2 separate regions of the Homo sapiens genome follow, and region 1 is linked to region 2. Evidence: chromatin contacts called from ENCODE Hi-C data. All regions are on one chromosome and are shown on one strand. Each heading gives the region's core, a stretch centred on a gene start or an enhancer-like site at or near the end of the contact. The rest is flanking DNA. Distances are from core to core; before and after follow the strand shown.

Region 1 (3,252 bases), core at 513-3,012, 240 kb before region 2:
TTTCCCGATCCTCTCCCTTCTTCCATCCACCACCCTCCGATAGGCCCCAGCGTCTGTTGTTCCCCTCTGCGTGTCCATGTGTTCTCATCATTTAGCTCCCACGTATAAGTGATAATATGCAGTATTTGATTTCTGTTCCTGCATTAGTTTGCCAAGAATAATGGCCTCTAGCTCCATCCATGTCCCTGTACAGGACATGATCTCATTATTTTTTATGGCTGTGTAGTATTCAATGGTATACTGAGTTTTCTTTATCCAGCCTACCACTGATAGGCATTTAGGTTGATTCTTTGCTATTGTGAACAGCGCTGCAAGGAACATACGTGTTCGTGTGTCTTTATGAAAGAATGATTTATATTCCTTTGGGTACATACCCAGTCATGGGATTGCTGGGTTGAATGGTAGTTCTGTTTTTAAGTCTTTGAGGAATTGCCACACTGTTTTCCACAATGGTTGAACTAATTTACACTCCCACCTAGTATATAATCCTTCCTTTTGGAAACAAATTTTATCAGTATATTCAATTCTGAACACCCATGTTTTAGAAAATGTTAAGCCTATTGTCCTTTAATCACTATTTGCTTACACATTAAAATGTAAAACAGGCAAAAGAGAAAGAAGGAAGAAAGGAGGGAGGGAGGGAAGGAGAAAAGTGAGAAAGAAAGAAAGATAAAAGAAAAAAGAAAGAAGAAAGAAAGAAAGAGAAGAAATAAAGAGAAAAAAGAAAGGAAGAAAGGAAGGAAGGAATGAAGAAGAAAAGAAAAAAGAGAAAGAAAGAAGGAAAGAAAAAGAAAAAAAGAAAGAGAAAGAAAGAAAGAAAGAGAAAGAAAGAAAGAGAGAGAGAGAGAGAAAGAGAGAGAAAAGAAAATTTTCTCCAGATTAGAATTATTGGCTGCTATTGTTTGGATGCTGGGTACTAGCTGTGATTACCCTTTGTGAATGTAGGAATGCACAGATTCCAAAAGTGAGTCTCATAGAAAAAGTCAGCATTCAAATATGTTTTAAGGTTACTCTATCCAAACCCCAAAGAACCCACAGAAGATGAAGCAGTAATTTTAGCTTCTCTTGGTGTATTGTACATGCATTTAAGGCCAGTTCCTTCCTTCAAATTCCCATGTGTTTTGTAGTTACCAACACACCTTTCAACCCTATCTGTTTATATACATCATATAGTCCTCTGTCAATTGCATAAAAGTTGTCCCCTTTGTGACTGTAATCGCCTTTTCCAATACACATCTACTCAGAATGCAGGTCCTTAAACAGCAGGCTGCCTTGAAAACCCTCTCCAATCTTCTTCGATCATCAGCTTTGAGATGCATATTCCTAGAGCCCATATCATCTTCTTCATCACTATCATAAACGTCTCCACATATTGATGAACGTTTGGAGAATCGATTTATGACAAGGGAGTTTACTCTTCCTGCATCCGCGGCTTCTTCGTGATTTTGTCCTAGTCACCGGGCCTATCCCACCTGCTGGGGATGCCGCCCCCTCGGAAGTGCCTGAAATCTCCCCACTTACCCAACTAGCCTCAGCGCCTCCTGTGTGCTGCAGCAGATGGCGCGCTGCAGACCCCAGCCTGGTGCCTCCGCGACTCCTCCCCAACCATGATTTACAGGCGGGGACAGCCACATTCCTGCGCCCCAACTTCCACCTCCGCTTCCTGCGCGCGCGAGACTCAAGCTGCCACAGTGGCTCTGCCGCCAGCGTCCCAGCTCCTCCCACACCCGAGTTTTTATTTCCTGCTCCCTCTCCAGCCCGGCCCAGGCCAGCCTACCGGCGACTAGGATGCTTTCGCTTTCGCTCTCGCTTTCCAATACTCGGGACTGGGGAAACCGGGAGAATAGAAGCAGGCAAGGACCGCCGTGGGCACGGGGTCAGTGAGACAGGGTCCTGCTCGCGGCGTCAAGGAGGAGCGCTGTGGGTGGGTAGGGTAGGCGCGCCCCCTCGGCCTTGCCTTTCCAACCACTCTTTTTTGCACGCCAACAGGTGTCCCCAGCGCAGCCAATCGGCTTCCGAAGTAGGTGAGTTGCTGCCTGAAGAGAAAAGACAAACTCCAGTATCTTTCATTCCATTGGCCAGACGCGCCATTCCCCAAGTGAGTTCTGTTCTCCAACCAAAGTGCTGGATTCCAAGGGACTGGAAGGGAAAGTCCCTAAAAATCACGAGTTCAGGCGTCTGAGACTTGGTGGGAACGGACCTTCCTCTTAGGTGAGTTACTCTTTGGTTCTGGGGCTGACCTGGAGTTTTGCCAGGATTCATTGGCCGCAGCAGGATGCTGGTGGGGACAGGGTAAATAAAATCTGCACTCCTGCGGGCTTTTATTGTTGAAAGGGGCACTGACGCTCTCCCTGGAAACTTAAAAAGAACAGCCAAGTGAACGGATGTGTCTTTCTTTTGCAGTGCCCAAGCCTGTTCTAATTTTTAAAAACTGATGTCTATTAAGACCCAATGTTAACTTTATGAAAATGGTTCCTAAGGAGATTCACATCTCTGTGTCCGAATTCTGTGTGCAGCAAACATCATCTCAAGTGCGTTTTCCCAACTACGCTTCTTTCCAGGATAAAATACTCTAAGTGACAAATGTTGAGTACATTATCAGGTATGTTCACTATTGTGAGAACTGAAGCCATCTACACTCACATAGCTTGCCAACTACATTAACCTGACTTCTTATTCCATTATTTTCATCAACATACATTTACTATTTCAAGAAACTTTTGCCAGGGACCGGAAAGTTGCAAATATCTTTATTGCTTAATCCAGTATCTTCTTCAAAGATCCAACCACTCTTCAATGGAAAACATCAAAGAACAGTTTACATTCTAAGACTTTGAACCTTTACCTCAAAATCCTAGCCTTGTTTTATCTACCAATCCTAAACTTTTACCCGTAGCTGACTCAATTCTAACCAATTCCCCTCATTAAATATTAGACTTACAATGGGACTTCAAAATCTCAATACATATAGCCCAAACTTGCTCTTCCCTCTCTGAGACACCACTTAAATTCTGTCAAGTTATTGTTCTCCATTACCTAAGTGAGCAAGAAACTTAGCTTTGTCTTATCAACAGGTTGCTTTGATATTACTGGGAGCCAACATTTGACATTCTTGGAGGCTCCAGCAAGACCTAATCAACCTCCCAACCCTCAACTCAGAATCAGTGTGTGCCCTGAAGTCCCTTCAACCTTCTTGAGGCTCTCCCTGATCTCAAAGGTGGAGAAAGTAGATCTTGCATCAGGTTGAACTCC
Region 2 (3,069 bases), core at 96-2,595:
ATATCCTTAAGAAATTGCAGAACTGGAATTCAACACCTATTTTTCATCCCAGAGTAATAACTTGAAATTTTATGTTGAGATTATTATTTTCATTGAGGTCAGAAAATTTCTGTAAGGCGAAAGAGAACTCAAGGAAAAGCCCTAGGTGGGGGAAATGGAAGCAAAGAAGTGAGAAGAGTTGAATAATGGGAGAGACTGAGGACCATAAACCTTGTTTACTGAAAGAATCAGAGATAATTAGATAGCAGAGAAGCAACCATTCCATCTAAGTCTTGCCCTGTGAACTTGACCCAGATCCCTCAAAAAGACACAATTCTTGCCAAAGGTTAAAATTAATTATTTCTCGTACAAAGGAATTTTCCATGTGGGCCCCATTGCACTCTAAGATGGATGATTTTGGCCACAAAACTTGCTGTTCACTCACAGCAAAAGCGATGACCACAACTTCAGATCTTCTTAAACGTGCCGTTGAGAGCAGAGAATAAAGGGGAAAAGCCAATTCAAGGGAGAAAACATTCCAGGTACTTGCTCTCTGGTGTCATCATTGTCATGGAGCTTTTGTCCCTACAGATTTCATGCCCCACTTTGCCATGTCCCCACTGGATTCATTCCCTACTTCCCAATGGTCTATATGATGGTCTCGTGACTGTAGATTTTCTTTACTAACTTTGGAGTCATTTGAGCTGGAAAGGATATAGGAACCTAGGGATCTTATAGTCCAAACTATCCATTTCAGGTGGAGAACCTGAGGCCAGAGAAGCTAAGGGATTGTCCCAAGATAGCACAGCTTGCTGGTAATACAGCTTGATAACAATAAGTTAAATTCATGTACATATTTGTATTTCTGTGGTATTACTTATAATATCTCCTTTTTCATTTGTGATTGTCTTTATTTGAGTCCTCTCTTGGTTATTCTCACTAATGGCTTATCAATTTTTGTTTATTATTTTAAAAACCAAATTTTTGTTTCATTTATCCTTTATATCATTTTTGGTCTCTATTTCATTTAGTTCTGCTGTAATCATTGTTATTTCTTTATTTCTGCTAATTTTGAATTTGGTTTGATCTCACTTTTCTAGTTCCTTATTTAGAATTGTTATTTTCTCTTGCTGAGTTGTTTCCTTTATCATTATATGATCATCTTCTTTATCCTTTTATTGTTTTTAATTTAAAGCCTGTTTTATCTAATTATAGCTAATTCTGCTTGCTCTTGGTTTCCATTTGTGTGAAATACCTTTTTCCACTGCTTTACTTTCAGTCTGTATGTGCCTTTACAGATAAGATGAGTTTGTTGTAGACAGCTTATGGTTAAGTCATGTTTTTTAACCCATCTTACCAATGTATACCTTTTAAAAGCAGTGTTTAATTCTTTTATGTTCAAGGTTAGTATTGATAGGTGAGGTTTTGTTCCTGTCATATTATTAATTGTTGTCTAGTTATTTTATACATTCTCTTTTCTCTGTTTTTCTCATTGTTCATTTTTGGTTTTGTGGAATTCTGTAGTGGTGTCATTGTGTTCCTTTCACTTCCCCTTTTGTATTATTGCATTAACAATGAGTTTTATGTTTGTGTGTTTTCATGATGGTGAATACCATTCTTTCACTTTCAAGTTTAGGAATCCTTTGATCATTTCTTCTATTTCCAATCTAGTCGTGGCAAATTCTATCAGCATTTGCTTATCTGGAAAAGAGTATTTCTCCTAAAGCTTAATTCTTGCTGTATACAGAATTCTTGGCTACTAGTTTGCTTTTTTTCTTTCAACACTTGGAATACGTCATTTCACTACCTTCTTACCAGCAAAGTTTCTGCTGATAAGTCTGCTGTTATTCTGAAGTAGTTTCCTTTGTAGATGACTAGATGTTTTTCTCTTGCCAATTTTAGAATTTGTTCATTCATATGATTTTAGATAGTCTAATAATATGCTATGGCAAACTCATTTAGGCATTGTAATTTTCTGGGGATCACTGAGCTTCTTTTATTCAGATGTCTGAATTTCTTGATACACTTGGGAGGTTTTTATACATTATTTCATTAATAAATTTCTTAACCTTTTTTCCTCAGGAATACCAATAATTTATTATTTAGGTCATTTTAGATAGTCTTAAAAGTCTTGAAGGCTTTGTTTATTCTATTTTATTTTTATCTGACTGTATTATATTTTTAAAACCTATCTTCAAGTTCTGATTCTTCCTTGTGCTTAATCTAGTCTATTCTTGAAGGCTTCAAATGTATTTTGTAATTCTTGCAATAAAATTTTCAGTTCTAGAATTACTGTTTTTTTTTAAGATATCTATCTCCTTGGTAAATTACTCATTCATATCTTAAAATGATTTTCTGATTTCTTTGTATTGATTTTCAGATTTCTCTTGAAGTTCATTGAGCTTCTTTAAAATCAATATTTTGAATTTTTATCTGGAAATTTTAGAATTTATTTGTGTTCAGCACTTATTGCTGGAGAATTATTGTGGTTTTTTGAGGGTGTGGTTTTTTATTATACTTGAAGTTTTAGGGTACAAGTGCACAATGTGCAGGTTTGTTACATATGTATACATGTGCCATGTTGGTGTGCTGCACCCATTAACTTGTCATTCAACATTAGGTATATCTCCTAATGCTATCCCTCCCCCCTCCCCCCACCCCACAACAGGTCCCGGTGTGTGATGTTCCCCTTCCTGTGTCCATGTGTTCTCATTGTTCAATTCCCACCTATGAGTAAGAACATGCAGTGTTTGATTTTTTGTCCTTGTGATAGTTTGCTGAGAATGATGGTTTCCAGCTTCATCCATGTCCCTACAAAGGACATGAACTCATCATTTTTTATGGCTGCATAGTAATCAATGGTGTATATGTGCCACATTTTCTTAATCCCGTCTATCATTGTTGGACATTTGGGTTGTTTCCAAGTCTTTGCTATTGTGAATAGTGCCACAATAAACATACATGTGCATGTGTCTTTACAGCAGCAGGATTTATAATCCTTTGGGTATATACCCAGTAATGGGTTTACTGGGTCAAATGGTATTTCTAGTTCTAGATCCCTGAGGAATCGCCACACTGACTTCCACAATG

What was found. Hi-C counts contacts between places; a loop is a spot of excess contacts on that map. Pooled maps may share reads with other maps.
Region 1: a loop to region 2 is called in a pooled map, with 5 times the contacts of the local background. The contact joins the promoter of FAM111A here to the enhancer-like site in region 2. A Hi-C loop is called at or near these places in 8 of 37 single-sample maps with no recorded cell type and 4 of 50 pooled maps.

The regions. Positions count from the first base shown.
Region 1 is chr11:59,141,094-59,144,345 of GRCh38, forward strand. FAM111A (FAM111 trypsin like peptidase A) reads left to right here and starts at 1,763. Exons shown (of 6, transcript NM_001312909.2): 1 at 1,763-1,853; 2 at 1,990-2,211; 3 at 2,404-2,602. It overlaps FAM111A-DT (FAM111A divergent transcript), which reads right to left and starts at 1,715. Exons shown (of 4, transcript NR_110184.1): 1 at 1,522-1,715. It also overlaps the pseudogene LOC100422399. RefSeq lists an enhancer at 1,531-1,980.
Region 2 is chr11:59,379,171-59,382,239 of GRCh38, forward strand. No RefSeq gene overlaps it. Among named protein-coding and RNA genes, the nearest start is that of OR5AN1, 22 kb to the left of the region's middle. Within about 2 kb of position 1,346, at least 3 of the 41 ENCODE cell types and tissues checked have a DNase peak (open chromatin) inside an H3K27ac peak, as active enhancers do.